Linked DNA regions of Homo sapiens: region 1 is linked to region 2. A link is a contact called in ENCODE Hi-C data. All regions are on one chromosome and are shown on one strand. Each heading gives the region's core, a stretch centred on a gene start or an enhancer-like site at or near the end of the contact. The rest is flanking DNA. Distances are from core to core; before and after follow the strand shown. Region 1 overlaps SFSWAP (splicing factor SWAP). Region 2 overlaps ADGRD1 (adhesion G protein-coupled receptor D1).

The links. A loop is a pair of places that touch in the nucleus more often than their neighbours do. Pooled maps may share reads with other maps.
Region 1: a pooled map shows a loop between it and region 2 (15-fold over the local background). The contact joins two enhancer-like sites. A Hi-C loop is called at or near these places in 2 of 37 single-sample maps with no recorded cell type and 3 of 50 pooled maps.

Annotation. Positions count from the first base shown.
Region 1 is chr12:131,772,378-131,775,756 of GRCh38, forward strand. The region is part of intron 13 of SFSWAP (splicing factor SWAP); the gene reads left to right. Among named protein-coding and RNA genes, the nearest start is that of MMP17, 54 kb to the right of the region's middle. RefSeq lists enhancers at 1,059-1,684, 1,416-1,605, 1,685-2,309. Within about 2 kb of position 1,699, at least 6 of the 41 ENCODE cell types and tissues checked have a DNase peak (open chromatin) inside an H3K27ac peak, as active enhancers do.
Region 2 is chr12:130,978,441-130,981,872 of GRCh38, forward strand. The region is part of intron 4 of ADGRD1 (adhesion G protein-coupled receptor D1); the gene reads left to right. Among named protein-coding and RNA genes, the nearest start is that of ADGRD1-AS1, 14 kb to the right of the region's middle. RefSeq lists an enhancer at 1,106-2,096. Within about 2 kb of position 1,556, at least 8 of the 41 ENCODE cell types and tissues checked have a DNase peak (open chromatin) inside an H3K27ac peak, as active enhancers do.

The DNA.
Region 1 (3,379 bases), core at 449-2,948, 790 kb after region 2:
ATATTGGCAGCACTCTAAATTTTTCAAGTGGCATATAAAATATATAAAAGCATATGCAAAAATCATGCATATAAACCTGCATAGGAGACTGGAGAGTTCCCTTGACCCTTCTCAGGACTGGCACAGGGGGTGGCTCGTTTTCTCGGCTGCCACTCAATCCCTTACGGGAGGGACCACACGAACGGACAGGTGCGGGAACCAGAGCAAAGGAACTCTCCTCTCTGGCGGGAGCAGGCTCTGCGCTGGCCTCACGGCAGCCTCCAAGCATATTACAATGCTCTTTTAGCTCTGCCATCTGGGAGTGGGTGTCTGTGACCCCTGGAGCCTCAGAAAGCCTGTGTTACAATCAGTGTTGAGTGTTAATCAGCTCAGTGGAGGGTCAGGGTGACAGCCTTTACACCCTGCCCTCTTGGTACCTGAGTTCTTGTCCGGCGTCCAGCAAGAATCAGGTCACACGAACGAATTAAAGGGTGGTGAATATGGAGGACTTTATTGAGCTGTGGAAGTGGCTCTCAGCAGAAAGGGAAGCTGACAAGGGGGTACAGCAGGAAGATAATTTTCCCCTGGAGTCTGGCCATCCCTCAGCCAAACTCCTCTCCAACATCCAGCTGCTTCCTCTCCTCTCTTTGCTCAGATGCTTTCTCTTCTGTGTGTGTCCCCTTTGTCTGGAGTCTGGGGTTCTTATGGGCACAGGATAGGGGGCAGAGCAGGCCAAAAGGCAACATTCAGGTGGGAAAACAGGGATAGTTGTCACTTTGGGCCACGGGTCCAGGCTTGAGTGTGAAGCCCTCACCAGTATTTCCCTGCCTCCTGCCTGTATCACATACATTCTCTCTTCATTCCTAGTGTGTGTTCGTAATCCAGGATGAAGAGAAGGGAGAAGTCTTCATTGAACCCCTTTTTTCATGCGGTCATTTACATAGTAGCAACAGACTGCAGGATGATTTCTTAGATTCCACAAATTTTTTTTCTTTTTCTTTTTGAGAGAGTCTCACTCTGTCGCCCGAGCTAGAATGCAGTGGTACCATCACAGCTCACTGCAGCCTTGACCTCCCGGCCTGAAGCACTCCTCCTACCTCAGCCTCCAAAGTAGCTAGGACTTACATGCACTTGCCACCATGCCCAGCTAAATTTTTTTGTATTTTTGGTAGAGATGGGATTTTGCTATATTGCCCAGACTGGTCTTGAACTCCTGGCCTCAAGCAGTTCTCCCGCCTTGGCCTCTCAAGATGCTAGGATGACAGGCATGAGCCACTGCACCCAGCCCACAAATGTTTTCAAGTTACTGATCTGCCAAGTTTACAATTCCAGTAAGAGTTTGAAAAGGAAATAGGAACTGAAACCTGCCTGTGTTTGCTGAATCTCTGCTGTGTGCTAGGTGCTGAGGTGCTTTGGGATATGCATTAGAAGCTTGCTTGTTAACCAGTGACCATGACTGCATTTGAGCTGTTGCTGTTCACACATGGGCATTTCCATCAGGACAGCACAGCCAGGAGGAGAGTGGCGGCTCCGGGACCTGGGGCTCAGGCGAGGCCTTGAGGAGCTTACCAGAATAGTGAGGGCCCACGAGGGCCAAAGACCCACAAGTGGTAAAGGACAGGTGGCCCCACTCAGGAAGACACTTTCTCAGGCAGAACCGGAATGACAATGGGAGGCCAGTTGTGGAGAGCCTGGGACGCCAGAATAAGTGAGCACGAGAGACCGACAGGATGAGAGCCGCATTTCCGCTGAGACAGTGTGGCTGCGGGGCACGGGGCGCTGGAGCAGAGTGGAGGCAGGGGTGGGAGGATGCACCTGGGCAGGACGTGGTAGGGCAGTGGGGCTGGGTGAAGGGATGGAGAGCAACGCCGCAGTGTTGGTTATCCCTTTCATAGTTAATGTAGTGTCCTTCACAAATAAGATTTCTTTTATTTTCAAATACAATCAGATACAAAGTCAGTCTGCTTTTGAGCGGTTTGTTTTGCCACAGTAGGAAATAATCGTTGCTGGTTCATGTGCTAATTTTGTTGCCAAATACTTCATCGTGACACAGGGGGACTAATCAATGTTAATTTCCAGTGTTACAGAAGTGGCCGGCGGTAAGCTGTTAATGCTCTCATAAATGACCATTTTTCAGAAGTTATTTGCTTTGTCCCGGACTCTACCTAAACCAATGTACGTCTGCCCCCCTACATTCAAACATGACTTCCGTTTTGATCATTTTTGCTGGAATATTAAAAATGCATCTCAAAGGCAGCTGTGGTTTCTGGGAAGCTGTGTTTGGCATCAGTCCTTGTTCACTTTTAGCACTTGAAGCTGAAAAAAGCAGTAATGTCAACATAATGAACCATCTTAATTCAGCCTGGCAGAGGTCACAACAGCTCTAGTTTTCACCTTCATGGTGAAGGATGATCGTGTTGTTGGAATAAATAGACCTGGACTTGATTACAAGTGACATTTGAAAGTGTTGATTCAGATTGTCCCGTCGCTTCAAAATGGAGCCCTAGTCTTTAAGCACAGTGGTGAGATAAGTATTATTAATGACAGGCATTAGTTAGGATAAAGGCAAAAAAAAAAGTTTGGAGGCTCAAATCATTAAGTTGGCAGTAGAAATATGAATAGAAACTCAGCTGGAGAGTTGACTCCTCGCACTCCTGTTTGTCTTGACTGTGCCTCAGATGGCGTCTCGCGCCCGTTTGGTTTTGTCTTTCACAGACGTTTGCCAGGGACCATGTTTTTCCATCTCCCCTCTGTTTTAACACAGCGCCTTACCAATCACACACCAAATTAGTGCAGTGATTTTGTGAGCGTGGAGAGAGTAAATGAGGAGAGTTCTTCACCAGAAAAAGACAGCAAAGACGTGTTTCTCTTCCTTCTCGTCACAGAACAAACTCCTTACTCGAGGGTGGAGTATGTGTCTCAGCTCTCCTTCTCTTCAGCTCTCTCTTTGTTTTCCTGGGGAAATCCCGGGCCTTGTTGAAAGGACCTGCAGCAGCTCTGACTTCCCGAACACTCACAGGTGCCCGTGTTGAGGTTCCCAATGGCGTCTTTCAGCCCCTGGGCCGGCTTGCTTTCTGCGCAGCGTGTGCTCCTGATGTAGAGGCCGTGGATACTGGCATTTTTTTAGTGCATCAGCTGATTTCTCTGGTGTCCACCCAGGGCTCGCCTCAGAGGATGTGCTCAGCTCGCAAACCTGTGTTCTTTGCTCTTTGCAGAATGGAAGCCCTCTCCCTTTCGGTGTGTATGGGAGAGGCCATAGCTAGGATGTTGAGCCTCTGAAGTTGTAAAGCTTACTACCTTTTTATTTATTGTATGTTTAATTTAAAGGATCATTTAGCATTGCTTGTGGGCAAATCCTGACTAATGCCAGAGTGGGGGTGTTCTTGGATATAGAGCTTGC
Region 2 (3,432 bases), core at 306-2,805:
TCAATATTGTGCTTGTTTCTTTTTCCTTCAGATTTTTCCTTGTTGTATTGATGGCCCAACTCCATGAGGCAAAGTTCCTTAAAAGGCTAATATGGAAGGCACATTGTGAATTTGTTATGACTCTATGAAGACGTGAATTGATACTTAAATATAAGCTGTTGCTCAGGTAGAAGTCATTGTTTTGTGCGTTGAGTTAACTAAATGAAAAGCTTGGTTACCGGCACCATGGATGGCCTTCGATCTACCCTTACCTAACACCACATGGAATTTTTTTATTTTTATTTTTCTTCCTGAACAGAAAGACATTTGGCCAAGACAGGCTCATTTTGAATTGAGTGAAAGAAATTTTAAAATGCAGCAAAGTTTTTGGAAAAAATTAACTTCCATGAATCCTACTGGGAATTTGTTTCATAACAAAAATTTCACAACGCACTGTGCTGACTTCCTTGTGAAACGGGTTGTTTCTGAGTGTGCAGGGAAGTGGCGGGAGGCTTGGGGGTTTGTCCTGGCTTCTGTACCCCTCAGCGCCCAAGGCAGGGAAGTGGCGGGAGGCTCGGGGGGTTGTCCTGGCTTCTGTACCCCTCAGCGCCCAAGGCAGGTGTTGCAGGAAGCCCGTTCATGAGGTGGGTGTGGGTGGTGCCAGCCAGGTCTGGGGACACCAGCGTCAGCTGCCCCAGGCCTCTGTGCAACCCCCACAGTCGCACCCTTTTGCGGTAACCCACATTACTGGGCACTCGGGAAGGCTGTTTTCTTTCCCAGGAGCCCTAAGGACAGATGCCGCAGGGCTTGGAGTTGTACCCCGTAGCCTCTCAGAGGTCCAGAAAGGTCCAGGCCTCTTCCAATTTTTTTGAGGTTCTTCTTCTCTTAAAAAATAAAATGGGGAAATTCCATACCAGGGTTATAAAATGTATGCTGTGTTTTTCCTGAATCCTGCGAGGGCTTTGAACTCACAAAGGTATAGTTGTCTTGATATATTGTCACAAGACATTTGAAGGACTTCTAACAGATATGTTAATTCATAAGGCATCACAGAAAGCATGGTGGGCAATGAGACACTGCCTTATACACGAATGACAAATGTCTTCTTTGAATTCAGTGACTCTCTAAGACTGTGTCCATAACCTCATGTGAAGGTAAGGTCTAAAGTCTAAATTTGGCACCATTTATAGAAATAAAGCCCAGGGCAAATATCCTTCTGCCTCTCCCCTGCACCCACCGTCCCATCATGGGCCTCTTTGGACCAGTTCTGGGCACGTGTTCTCTCTCAGCACCACTGAACCCTCTTACCCATGTGCCTGGGCCAGGCTTGGCGGGGGTGAGGCAGCTGGATGTATTTCCAGCTGTCAGGGGCAGAATCCAGACAGGCAGCTAGTGTCTCACACACACACACACACACACACACACACACACACACACACACACTGGAGTTTACACACAAAGAAGGGCCAGGTGGGCAGATGCTACTGGAGGCAGAGAAGTGGAATAGAGACAACCAGAGCTCCAAAATGCAACGCCAGAGAGGCCCAAGCTCCACAGAGCCTCCAGCCAGGCCCTGCCCTGACTTCCCCTTCAGCAGAGAGCCCGGCCCCCAGACCAGTGGGTGTGAGTGCAGAACAGCGGTCGGGGTGGGTGCGGGGCATGCTCAGGAGCTGGGCTTTTGCGGTTCCTCTTTTTTTTTTTTTGAGACGGAGTCTCGCTCTGTCGCCCAGGCTGGAGTGCAGTGGCACAATCTCGGCTCACTGCAAGCTCTGCCTCCCGGGTTCACGCCATTCTCCTGCCTCAGCCTCCTGAGCAGCTGGGACGACAGGCACCTGCCACCACGCCTGGCTAATTTTTTGTATTTTTAGTAGAGACGGGGTTTCACCATGTTAGTAAAGATGGTCTCGATCTCCTGACCTCATGATCCACCCGCCTCGGCCTCCCTAAGTGCTGGGATTACAGGCGTGAGCCACCATGCCTGGACCCTCTTTTTTTTGAGACAGAGTCTTGCTCTGTTGCCCAGGCTGGAGTGCAATGGCGTGGTCTCGGCTCACTGCAACCTCTGCCTCCGTGGTTCAAACAATTCTCCTGCCTCAGCCTCCTGAGTAGCTGGGACTACAGGTGCATGCCACCACACCCGGCCAATTTTTATATTTTTAGTAGAGACGGCATTTCACTATGCTGGCCAGGCTGGTCTCAAACTCCTGACCTCAGGTGATCCACTTGCCTCGGCCTCCCAAAGTGCTGGGATTACAGGCGTGAGCCACCGCGCCCGGCCTGCAGTTCCTCTTATAGTAAAAACATGGAGAAATCCCACATGAGGATCATAAAAATTACATTGTTTTTCCATGTTTACATTGATCACAGTAGGACTTTGCACCCACAAAGGTACAATATCTAATTGTCATAATTTACTGTAATATACTGCCACAACACATTTGAGGTATGTCCTATCTGCTGCTGGTGGCGGAGGCAACATGAACTAATGAGCCAGCTCATTCATGCTAACATGCGTCGCTCAGACCATTTAGTCCAGGTGCAATCCCTCCTCCCCCGCAGCGTGGGCCTGGGGTCAGGACTTACCACGAATGTGCAGACTAGAGTCTTGAAAAAGGTTTCAGCTGCTGCCCCCTCTGTATCCAACTGCGGGAAATGAACAATTGAAGATATCAACAACCTTAAAAGTGTGCTTCCCTTTGGCAAGAAATGCCCTCTTGGGAATGTATCCTAAAGGCATATAGTCTGAGATATGCAAAAGAATTTGCTTCAAGTTCTGTTTGAAAATTTCTTCAAAAAGTGGAAGAAAACCTTAAGATCCAGCAACAGGGGATTGCTGTTTAAAAAAAAGACTGTGGTGCTTGTTTAGAATGCGCCGCTGTGCAGACATAAAAGTGACAACGTGACAGTGTATTTATGGACATCGGAGGAAGTTCACGGTGGAGTAAACTTTATAGAAATGTTGTTTATAAACCAGTGTGCCTGAGATGGTTCGTGTCTTTGTAAAATCTATTTATAGAAGAGGCTTAGGAAGGAGCCGCCCTAACCACATTTCTGGAGGAATAGGAGAGAAACCTGGAGGGTGTAGGTCTTCACATTTGCATGATCCCGGGGAGTGGGGGCGGGGAACTGCCTGGGGCTGCAGCGATCTTCATCAGTCACTGGTGACCTTGAGTGAATGAGCCTCAGTTCCTTCATCTGTATAGTGGGGATGAAGCAGGATTTTTGTACTTTTTAAAAGGCGAGAATTCATTTCAAACTCCTAGAAAAGTGCCTGGCACTGTGTGAGCCCTTAATAAACATGAGCAAATATCACTGTCTGGATTTTCTGAACTGAACATACACTGCCTTTAGAATGGGGACAAAATGCTTTTCGAATGAAAAATAAAAAGCAAAGAGAACCATGTGCTTGCGAGAAGTCAAGTCCCCTGCTCTCTGTGAATAACTGATCTTGTG